Regions from separate parts of the Homo sapiens genome. Here regions 2 and 3 are each linked to region 1. A link is a contact called in ENCODE Hi-C or POLR2A ChIA-PET data. All regions are on one chromosome and are shown on one strand. Each heading gives the region's core, a stretch centred on a gene start or an enhancer-like site at or near the end of the contact. The rest is flanking DNA. Distances are from core to core; before and after follow the strand shown. Region 1 holds the start of WASHC3 (WASH complex subunit 3). Region 2 overlaps DRAM1 (DNA damage regulated autophagy modulator 1). Region 3 holds the start of PMCH (pro-melanin concentrating hormone).

What was found. Hi-C counts contacts between places; a loop is a spot of excess contacts on that map. ChIA-PET counts read pairs that join two places held with the same protein, here RNA polymerase II (POLR2A). Pooled maps may share reads with other maps.
Region 2: a loop to region 1 is called in a pooled map, with 2.6 times the contacts of the local background. The contact joins the enhancer-like site here to the promoter of WASHC3 in region 1. A Hi-C loop is called at or near these places in 4 of 168 maps with a recorded cell type or tissue (B cell, OCI-LY7, PC-3 and 1 more), 12 of 37 single-sample maps with no recorded cell type and 14 of 50 pooled maps. POLR2A ChIA-PET finds 5 or more read pairs at or near these places in 6 of 52 experiments (AG04450, GM10248, GM12878 and 3 more).
Region 3: a loop to region 1 is called in a map of naive thymus-derived CD4-positive, alpha-beta T cell, with 7 times the contacts of the local background. The contact joins the promoter of PMCH here to the promoter of WASHC3 in region 1. A Hi-C loop is called at or near these places in 1 of 168 maps with a recorded cell type or tissue (naive thymus-derived CD4-positive, alpha-beta T cell) and 9 of 50 pooled maps. POLR2A ChIA-PET finds 5 or more read pairs at or near these places in 1 of 52 experiments (activated CD4-positive, alpha-beta T cell).

The regions. Positions count from the first base shown.
Region 1 is chr12:102,060,494-102,063,494 of GRCh38, reverse strand. WASHC3 (WASH complex subunit 3) reads left to right here and starts at 1,504. Exons shown (of 7, transcript NM_016053.4): 1 at 1,504-1,583; 2 at 2,149-2,247. The coding sequence starts at 1,533. RefSeq lists enhancers at 1,586-1,785, 1,796-1,845.
Region 2 is chr12:101,906,954-101,909,954 of GRCh38, reverse strand. DRAM1 (DNA damage regulated autophagy modulator 1) reads right to left here. Exons shown (of 7, transcript NM_018370.3): 4 at 1,592-1,769. Among named protein-coding and RNA genes, the nearest start is that of DRAM1, 31 kb to the right of the region's middle. Within about 2 kb of position 1,439, at least 3 of the 41 ENCODE cell types and tissues checked have a DNase peak (open chromatin) inside an H3K27ac peak, as active enhancers do.
Region 3 is chr12:102,196,355-102,199,355 of GRCh38, reverse strand. PMCH (pro-melanin concentrating hormone) reads left to right here and starts at 1,523. Exons shown (of 3, transcript NM_002674.4): 1 at 1,523-1,834; 2 at 2,185-2,383; 3 at 2,655-2,897. The coding sequence starts at 1,586. The coding sequence ends at 2,704. It overlaps PARPBP (PARP1 binding protein), which reads right to left. Exons shown (of 11, transcript NM_017915.5): 11 at 1,836-3,001.

The DNA.
Region 1 (3,001 bases), core at 255-2,754:
CAAAAGGTAAACCCCAAATTTCCACACCTAAGTAACAAAAGGACCAGCGGCTACTCCCTTTGCAAATCCCCACCTTTTCTGACAGGCAGATGGAAATTGAAAGTACCTCAACCAATCAGACTGATTGCGGGCCAAATCTTCCTTTGCATAGAAGTGCAACTAAGTAACATCACTTTAGCCAATGATTGGTTGCTTTCCACAACCAATCAGATGTTTGTATAGGAGTATGACCTTTGTCATTTTACTTCAGCCTCTGATTGGTTGCTTTCCATAACCAATCAGACTGATTGTGGGCCACCACTTCATTTGCATGAGGAGAACACCAGTGTCCAATGGGAAATCTCTAGTGGGTATTTGGACCTAAGAAGATTCTGTATCCAGTACACTGTGGAGCGTACTTTGGTTTTCAATGAATCTTTGCTTTTGTTGGTTCATTCTCTCCTTGATTTGTGCGTTTTGTCCAATTCTTTGTTCAAAAGAACCTGGACACCCTCCACCAGTAACACTCTTACCTCATTTCCTACCATTCTCCATTTATGGGATTATTTGCTTCAACCAAACCAACAGGCCAGGTGCCAGTGGCTCACACCTATAATCCCAGCACTTAGGGAGGCCAAGGCATGAGGATCATTTGAGCCAAAGGGTTTGAGACTAAGGTGAGCTATGATCCTCACTGCACGCCAGACTGGGTAACAAAGCGAGACCCCCCATCTTTAAAACAAAACTGCCCACTGCAGTCTTGGTCTTCATCTTTTTGATGCTCCCTGTAAGTGGCAGTCACTTCCGTAGGTTTGTGCCTCACATCTAGTAGTTGACATTTTATTTCATGTTTTAAAAACCTTTGGAAGACCAGGCGCGTTGGCTCACGCCTGTAATCCCAGCACTCTGTGAGGCTGAGGCAGGAGAATCGTGTGAGGCTGAGGCAGGAGAATCGCTTGAGGCCAGGAGTTCGAGACCAGCCTGGGGAAATAGCGAGAACTTGTGTGTATACACACACACACGCTTTGGAAGTAGGTCTTATTTCTCATTCTTCAGGGCATAAACCTCTCCCGTGCAGCAATCAAACTCAATCTTTGTTTTCCCAGTAAAAGCCTAGCAGAGTATATGGCACTTAGGATTAACAACAACAAAAAAAAAATTGTTGCTCAAGGAATGACGGAGTTATTATATAACAGACAGGACTAAGTAGGGATAACCTCAAAAGGACGCAACTTCTGGCTTTGTTTTTTTGTTTTGTTTTGTTGCCTCCTTTCTAAGATTTCAGTGCTCTAACTGCATCCTTGCACCACCGCGCGCCACCCCGAAATTGACGTCACAATCTGGACTAAAACTACCAATCCCAGAATGCCGAGCGAGGAGGCGGGCTCTCCGGAAGCCGCCGAGTGATTAGTGAGCGGAGAAGCTTTCTTCCGGCGGGAAGGGCCCCGGAGGCGGGCACTTGGGGGGAAAGTTGAGACGTGATTACCGGGTTGGGCGGGCCCCATCTGGGAGGGGTTTGTGGGTGAACTCGGGGTCCACCGCCCGCTGAGGAGATGGATGAGGACGGGCTTCCTCTCATGGGGTCAGGCATAGACCTGACCAAGGTTTGTAAAAGACGGTGCTAGACTCCCGACGAGCCGGGAGGAGGATGGGGAAGACGCAGCTTTCCGGGGAGACACCCACCTTCCGAGTCCCCACCCTGTCACGGCCTCGGGCCCTTGTGACAGGCCTGTGGGGCCTCAGGAGGGAGAGCCCCACAGTCCACCTTGAAATGGGGTCCCTCCTGAGCTGATTAAGGAGACGGTGTGCATCTCCCAACTGTCGCTTCCCATCTCGCTTGTCTCTCTGCCGCCGGCGACACACGCCGGTTGCGATAGCTAGCCCTACCTCTTATTCAGCCCCCAAGATTTTGTGTGTGTTTATGTGTGGTGCTTTTTGCCTGCCAAAATTCGTACCAGTGAGTCTAGAGCCTGTTCTCAAACTTTTGTGCACCTCTGTCATCTTCGGACACCCCACCCACAGCTTAGGAAACAAGTTAATGACTATTCCCAGTCCTTCAAGAAATTCATATCACACAGCAAAGTGCCTCGTGATTATGTCCAAATATGAAAAGATTTGCACTGTGTACGTTCCTCCTGTATGAACCATGTTTGTTTTTACGTAACACAGGTGCCAGCTATTCAACAGAAAAGAACGGTGGCTTTTCTAAACCAATTTGTGGTGCACACTGTACAGTTCCTCAACCGCTTTTCTACAGTTTGTGAGGAGGTAGGTCCGGTGATACTGGTTTATAGAGTCGCCTGGAAATCACCTTTCACTGCTGAGACTGACAAATGGAGTAAAACAAGAATTACAGTCTTTATTCATGTACCGTGACCTCTCATCACCCAATTGTGTTAACACATCTTAGGTTCTCTTTTACTCTGTTAAAATCAATCCTGCACCCCTCCTCTACTGAGTTAGTGTTCTAGAGGTCCCTGTGAGATAGGTCAGTCAGGCTTATTGCGATTAAAGGGAACAATAGGAAATCTAATTTTTTTTTTTTTTTTTTTTTTTTTTGTGAGACAGGGTCTCACTCTGTCACCCAAGCTACAGTGCAGTGGCGCGATCTCGGCTCACTGCAACCTCCACCTCCCGGGTTCAAGCGATTCTCCTGCCTCAGCCTCCTGAGTAGCTGGGATTACAGGCATGCGCCACCATGCCTGGCTAATTTTTTATATTTAGTAGAAACGGGGTTCCAACATGTTGATCAAGCTGGTCTCGAATTCCTGACCTTGGGCGATCCACTAGCCTCGGCCTCCCAAAGTGCTGGGATTACAGGCGTGAGCCACCGCGCCCGGCTTCTAAAATTTCACAGTTGAAAACAGTTTTTATTTTGCAATTTGTCATTCGTTCCCGTACCCCAAAACCACATTGTTTAAATTTATTTTACATTCTGGATCTAAAAGATGGCTAGAGGAGATAGCCTAGAAACATAACTTTGGCATCAAATATGATTATAGAAATGAAAATATTTTCTGCA
Region 2 (3,001 bases), core at 190-2,689, 150 kb after region 1:
GCCGATAACATAGTTCCGATTTTCCTACAATCTGACATTAGTCATCAATGTTTAATGACCCTGAAGCTTTCTCTGATATGACTACAGATGGTATTTTGAAAGATGGGGAACTCTGCAACTCTTTAAGACCACGGCTTTTTTTCTTTGTTAAATACTTCATTAAAGAAAAGAAAAAGGGAAAGAAAAAGCTTTCGTTTCCTCTAAATCAGAATCTACAAGCACGCTAAATTTATATTTTCATTTCCTTTCAGATTGCTGAGTTAGAAAATAAAATGGATTTCATTTTGAAAATGAAATCAGTGACTATAAAAAGAAAAGGCTAAACATATTTTAATTTACTCAGTAATAAGTGATCTAGAGCTTTTTAGAAATTTCTTCACATGAATGAGTAAATCAAACTGTCTTGCCACCTACGACGTGCAGGGAGGGGGAGAGTTTAGCCTTGAGGGACTTCGTGGGGCTATTACTTTGAGTACAATATCAATATTTGGTGTCTTTAGCCAAGCACTACAAAGAAAAATAAATATTTTCATATGGCTCATGAAACTGGCCCTGTGAGAAGGAAAGTAAACAGAGACTAAAGTGTTCCTACATTTTCCACCCTTCTTTCATACCATTCTTCCCCGCAAAGAGACTTTTGATCTAATTAGACAATGTTGAGACATTTTCTTAATGATCTACACTTTTTTTTTTGAGACGGAGTTTCACTCTTGTTGCCCAGGCTGGAGTGCAATGGTGTGATCTCGGCTCACTGCAACCTCCATCTCCCGGGTTCAAGCGATTCTCCTGCCTCAGCCTCCCAAGTAGCTGGGATTACAGGCATGTGCCACTATGCCTGACTAATTTTGTATTTTTAGTAAAGACAGGGTTTCTCCATGTTGGTCAGGCTGGTCTTGAACTCTCAACCTCAGGTGATCCACCCACCTGAGCCTCCCAAAGTGCTGGGATTACAGGCGTGAGCCACTACGCCCAGCTTGATCTACACTTTTATCCGAATTGTTTTTCTGAAAAAATGTGGAAACTTGGTTGTTATCCTTTGCTTTTTTTTTTTTTTTTTTTTTGGTTGTGGGGAAGGGAAGTGTCAAGCTTTGCTAAGACACGGTGACAAAGATCCTTTGCTTGGCTGAACTTTAGTCAAGCCCCTGAAACTTCTCCTAGGTCCATCTGTGCACTTCCTTGTAAGATCCAGTTTTAGCAAAGAACCCTGGCTAAGTCAGTTTAGCAAGGACCCCCCACCCTCATATCTGATCACACTCAATATCTGATTGGGTTCCTCCTCCTCCTCCACCCTTCCCAGGTGATGTCTGATCACATGGCCAGTACTCAATAAGAATCCTGTTAGGTTGGTTTGGCCAGAATTCCCCCTCATCCTTGAGGTTTCCTTTTAGTACTTTTCCATTCACTGACCTCATCCTACTCCTTGGCTATAGATTCGCACTTGCCAATGCTGTATTCAGAGTTGAGCCCAATCTCTCCGCCCTGCTGTCAGAACTCATTGCAGCGGTCCCTATAAAGTCTTCATTACCCTTCTTTAACAAGTGTCACTGAATGTTTTATTCCTTTAACAAGGCACAAATGTGAAAAAGGATACTGGGGATGACAGCTGCGCAAGAAACGGCAGAGATGACCATCCGTATGTGGCATGTCGAGAGACTGTTCCACTGGGGACATGATTTGTAAGAGATGATGGACTGTAGGAGCGTGTACACGACACCACAGACAAAGGCCAAAAGAGCGCCCCCGTCATGAACCACTGGCACAGCTAACTCCTGGAGAAAAAGTCATAAATGTGTGTTACTCTGGGTGGGTTTGTCAACATCGAACCGCAAGCACTCTCACTCTGGGCTGCTTTGAGCCATTGGTCATCACAGATGCACCACTTCTTGGAAAATGTGGCTGTTTGACTACCAAAAGAAAAGCCCTCCAGGTGCTGAAATTAATGCCAAAAAGTTGGTTGTTCCACAGCGAACCTGGGCTCATGGGACAAGGAAAGGAGGTCTGCCTTACAGGTGGGAGGGTTGAGTATGGTGGGCTTCAGAGTCTGGTACACCTGGATTAAAAGTCCTGACTCCACCATGAGGCTCTGTGACCTTACTGCAAAGCCTCGATTTCTGTATCTAAAAATGGGCATAATCATCTCAGTCTTGCATGTTTGCAGTGAAGATTATAGGATACATATCATATACAATTTTCTTTTTTTGTTGTTGTTGTTTTTGAGACAGAGTTTCACTCTTGCTGCCCAGGCTGGAGTGCAGTGACATGAACTCGGCTCACTGCAACCTCCGCCACCCAGGTTCAAGCAATTCTCCTGTCTCAGCTTCCCAAGTAGTTGGGATTACAGGCACGTGCCACCACGCCCGGCTAATTTTTGTATTTTTAGTAGAGACGGGGTTTCGCCATGTTGGCCAGGCTGGTCTCGAACTCCTGATCTCGTGATCCGTCCACCTCGGCCTCCCAAAGTGCTGGGATTACAGGCGTGAGCCACCGCACCCAACCCTGCCTTTTTTGTTACAGAAATTTTTGTTTGATGTCATCAATAAACTTCGGTATGATATGATTGAAAAAAAAAACCAAAGTACGTGACTCGTTCCATGATGGTGCCAAGGGTGGTTTGGGGTTTTTAGGCTCCCTGCTCCCTGATAATCTCTACTCATCCCTCCCAAGGCACCTCAAATGAACACACCATCTAAGTAAAACCACTGCTTTTGTTATGCAAATGCAGCTTCTTTTTTCTTCTTTTTTTTTTTTTTTTTTTGAGACAGGGTCTCACTCCGTCGCTTAGGTGGGAGTGCAGTGGCATGATCATAGCTCACTGCAGCCTTGAATTCCCAGGCTCAAGAGATCCTCCCAGCCCAGCAAGTAGCTGGGACTACAGGCACATGCCACCACACCCAGTTCTGGCTAATTTTTTTTGAAAGGCAGCTTCTAAACAAGTTCCCTGTCCCTGCCATCCTGTAACCAGCCATTTCAACCAGAAGGCAGCCCCTGTGCCAGTCTAGGC
Region 3 (3,001 bases), core at 274-2,773, 140 kb before region 1:
ACACATATATAGAAATCTGATATACTGTAGAGATGGCACTGCAGATTAGTGGGGACAGGATGACTTCTTCAAGAAATATATAAGGACATTGGAAAAAGTAAAATTACATCTCTATCTTATATCATACACAAAATTACAGATGAATTACAAACCTAAACATGAAAGTCAAAATATTTAAACTTTTAGAAGAAAATATATGAAAACACGTTAATAATCTAAGGATTGAGAAGGATTTCTAAAAAAAAACAACACATTAAAAGTAGTTGCCATAAAGAAAAAAGAAAAATATTTAAACATTAAAATTAATCAGTTTGGTTCACCAAAAGACACCAGAGGGGTTGAAAATATGTCACAAACTGAGCGAAAATAATTGAAACATATATAACTAACAATTAATATCCAGAATATATAAAGAACTCCCATAAATAAATTAGAAAAAGACAACCCAATAGAAAAATGGACAAAGCCAAAAAAGAAAAAAAAAAAAAGCATTTAACATAAGAGGAAACATAAATGGCTCAGAAACATATGGGAAGACACTTAACCTCTTTGGTAATTAGGAAAATACAAATTAAAAGGACAATGAGACACAAGAGTCAGCTAGGACATGGAACAATGGAAATTCTCATACCCTGCTTATCGAGGGCACAAATCGCTTACAACTATGTTGGAAAACATTTTGGCATTAGTAAAGCTGAACATATACATACTCCATGATCCAGTAATTCCATACTGAGAAATATACTCTAGAAAAATTCTTACATATATGTACCAGAAGACATATAAAAGAATGTATTATCTTATTCATTGGGGTCAAAATTAGAAATTAACTCTGAAATGTTTAATTAAAAGTCATACAACATAAACTCATCATCCAAAAGTAATGTTTATGGGCACATAAATATTCTTTTCATGGACTAATTCATTAATTTCTAAATTCATTAATAAATATTTGTACATATTATCCTTTTGTAAATGCAGAGATAAAATACACCTGACAGGTCAATTTTTGATATAGCATGAATGGCTTTTTGTTCACACTGACAGGCATATGTACTTTAATCACCAAAAACTATATCAAGTATTTATAAAAGAAAGTCTCTTTTGAGGATTATTTCAGTTTAATCAGGATTAAAAGGAAATAAAACTTTATCCTTATCATCCTTGAGTGAAATAACTTGAGTTTTAATATCTTTACTTAATCAGAAAATACACAAAAGGAAACAATAATATAGAGAGAGCCTGATGTCCTGTGGTCTTCCTTAATAACAACCCATTTTCAAGAGACTATAATCTACTCAACAGAAAGCATTCTACCAAGGATCTTAGTCAGATTCTGAGAAAATTCACACTCAAAATAAACAATGTGTCACTAAAACCAAAACAATGTAGGTATTAGCAGCTGCATAAAGGTTAGCCTCAATCTAATGAGTCATTTCTAAAATGATGAAAAGTATAATTCTTTGAAGTGCTTTCTATTCAAGCTAGAAAATATATAAAGATACAGAATCGTTTACCAAGCAGGCTGACAGAGAAATTTTTCATTTTCTTTCTTGTTTGACTGTATGCAAACATCAAACTAAGAATGGCAAAAATGAATCTCTCTTCCTATATATTAATACTAACTTTTTCTTTGTTTTCTCAAGGTATTTTACTTTCAGCATCCAAGTCCATAAGAAATTTAGATGATGACATGGTATTTAATACATTCAGGTTGGGGAAAGGCTTTCAGAAGGAAGACACTGCAGAAAAATCAGTTATTGCTCCTTCCCTGGAACAATATAAAAATGATGAGAGCAGTTTCATGAACGAAGAGGAAAATAAAGTTTCAAAGGTAAGTGGCAATGTGACTTGTCGTTTATTTCAATGAAAATTTAAATGATTCTTACAAATCCTCTGAAAAGTAAAACTGATACTTTTATAAACAGAAGTATATGCAAACAGTCACAATATGCATTAGGACGACTGACGATATTTCTTACATGCCAGGTAGTTCTTCCATCCCAGCAAACACCTCTTATCTGAAAGTGTTTTTTCTCCTATAAATTTGCATCTAAGGTATTTTTAAAAAGTCAAAAACAGTGCAGAGTAACTTTGAATTGATCAACAAGAATATTATACAATTGTATTATAGTTCCACTCCGAATACGATAGCTAAAAACCAAATCAACCTTCTCTTTACAGAACACAGGCTCCAAACATAATTTCTTAAATCATGGTCTGCCACTGAATCTGGCTATAAAACCTTATCTTGCACTAAAAGGATCTGTAGCTTTCCCAGCTGAGAATGGAGTTCAGAATACTGAATCAACACAAGAAAAGAGAGAAATTGGGGATGAAGAAAACTCAGCTAAATTTCCTATAGGAAGGAGAGATTTTGACAGTGAGTAGTCTTTTCAAAATTCAATTCTTACATCCTACCACCATTAAACAGAACTCTGAGTTAAAGTGAATTTGGATGCAATCATAACAAAATCAAATAAGACCATGGCTCAATTACACCTGCCAAAAATGTGGGATTAAATAGCAACAATTAATTATTATCATTTTGGTTTACTCAGAATTAGTTATACTAGATCCATTCTTTTTTTCTTAATAAATTTTGTGTGATAATTATAGTCCTTTAAACAATTTAAACTTTCTTCTTCCTTCAGTGCTCAGATGTATGCTGGGAAGAGTCTACCGACCTTGTTGGCAAGTCTGATACCTGTTGGTCCACATCATCTTTTCAGAAGAAAATAAAAGCATTTAATTGCCAATGGGAGGAGAAGCCCATACTGCTACTATAACTTGTGTATGTTAAATGTCTGTTTTAAAAGAAAGTAGTGTTAAGATGTATCAGTAACTGAAATGATATGCTTTCTCTGTGCATTAAACTTTGTGAAAATTCTGCATAATTATGACTTACTAGTATTTTTAAACAATGCTTAACATACTAACCTTACATACACTGTAGACCAAAATAATAAATCATCATAATTTACACCTTGATCTCTTAAAA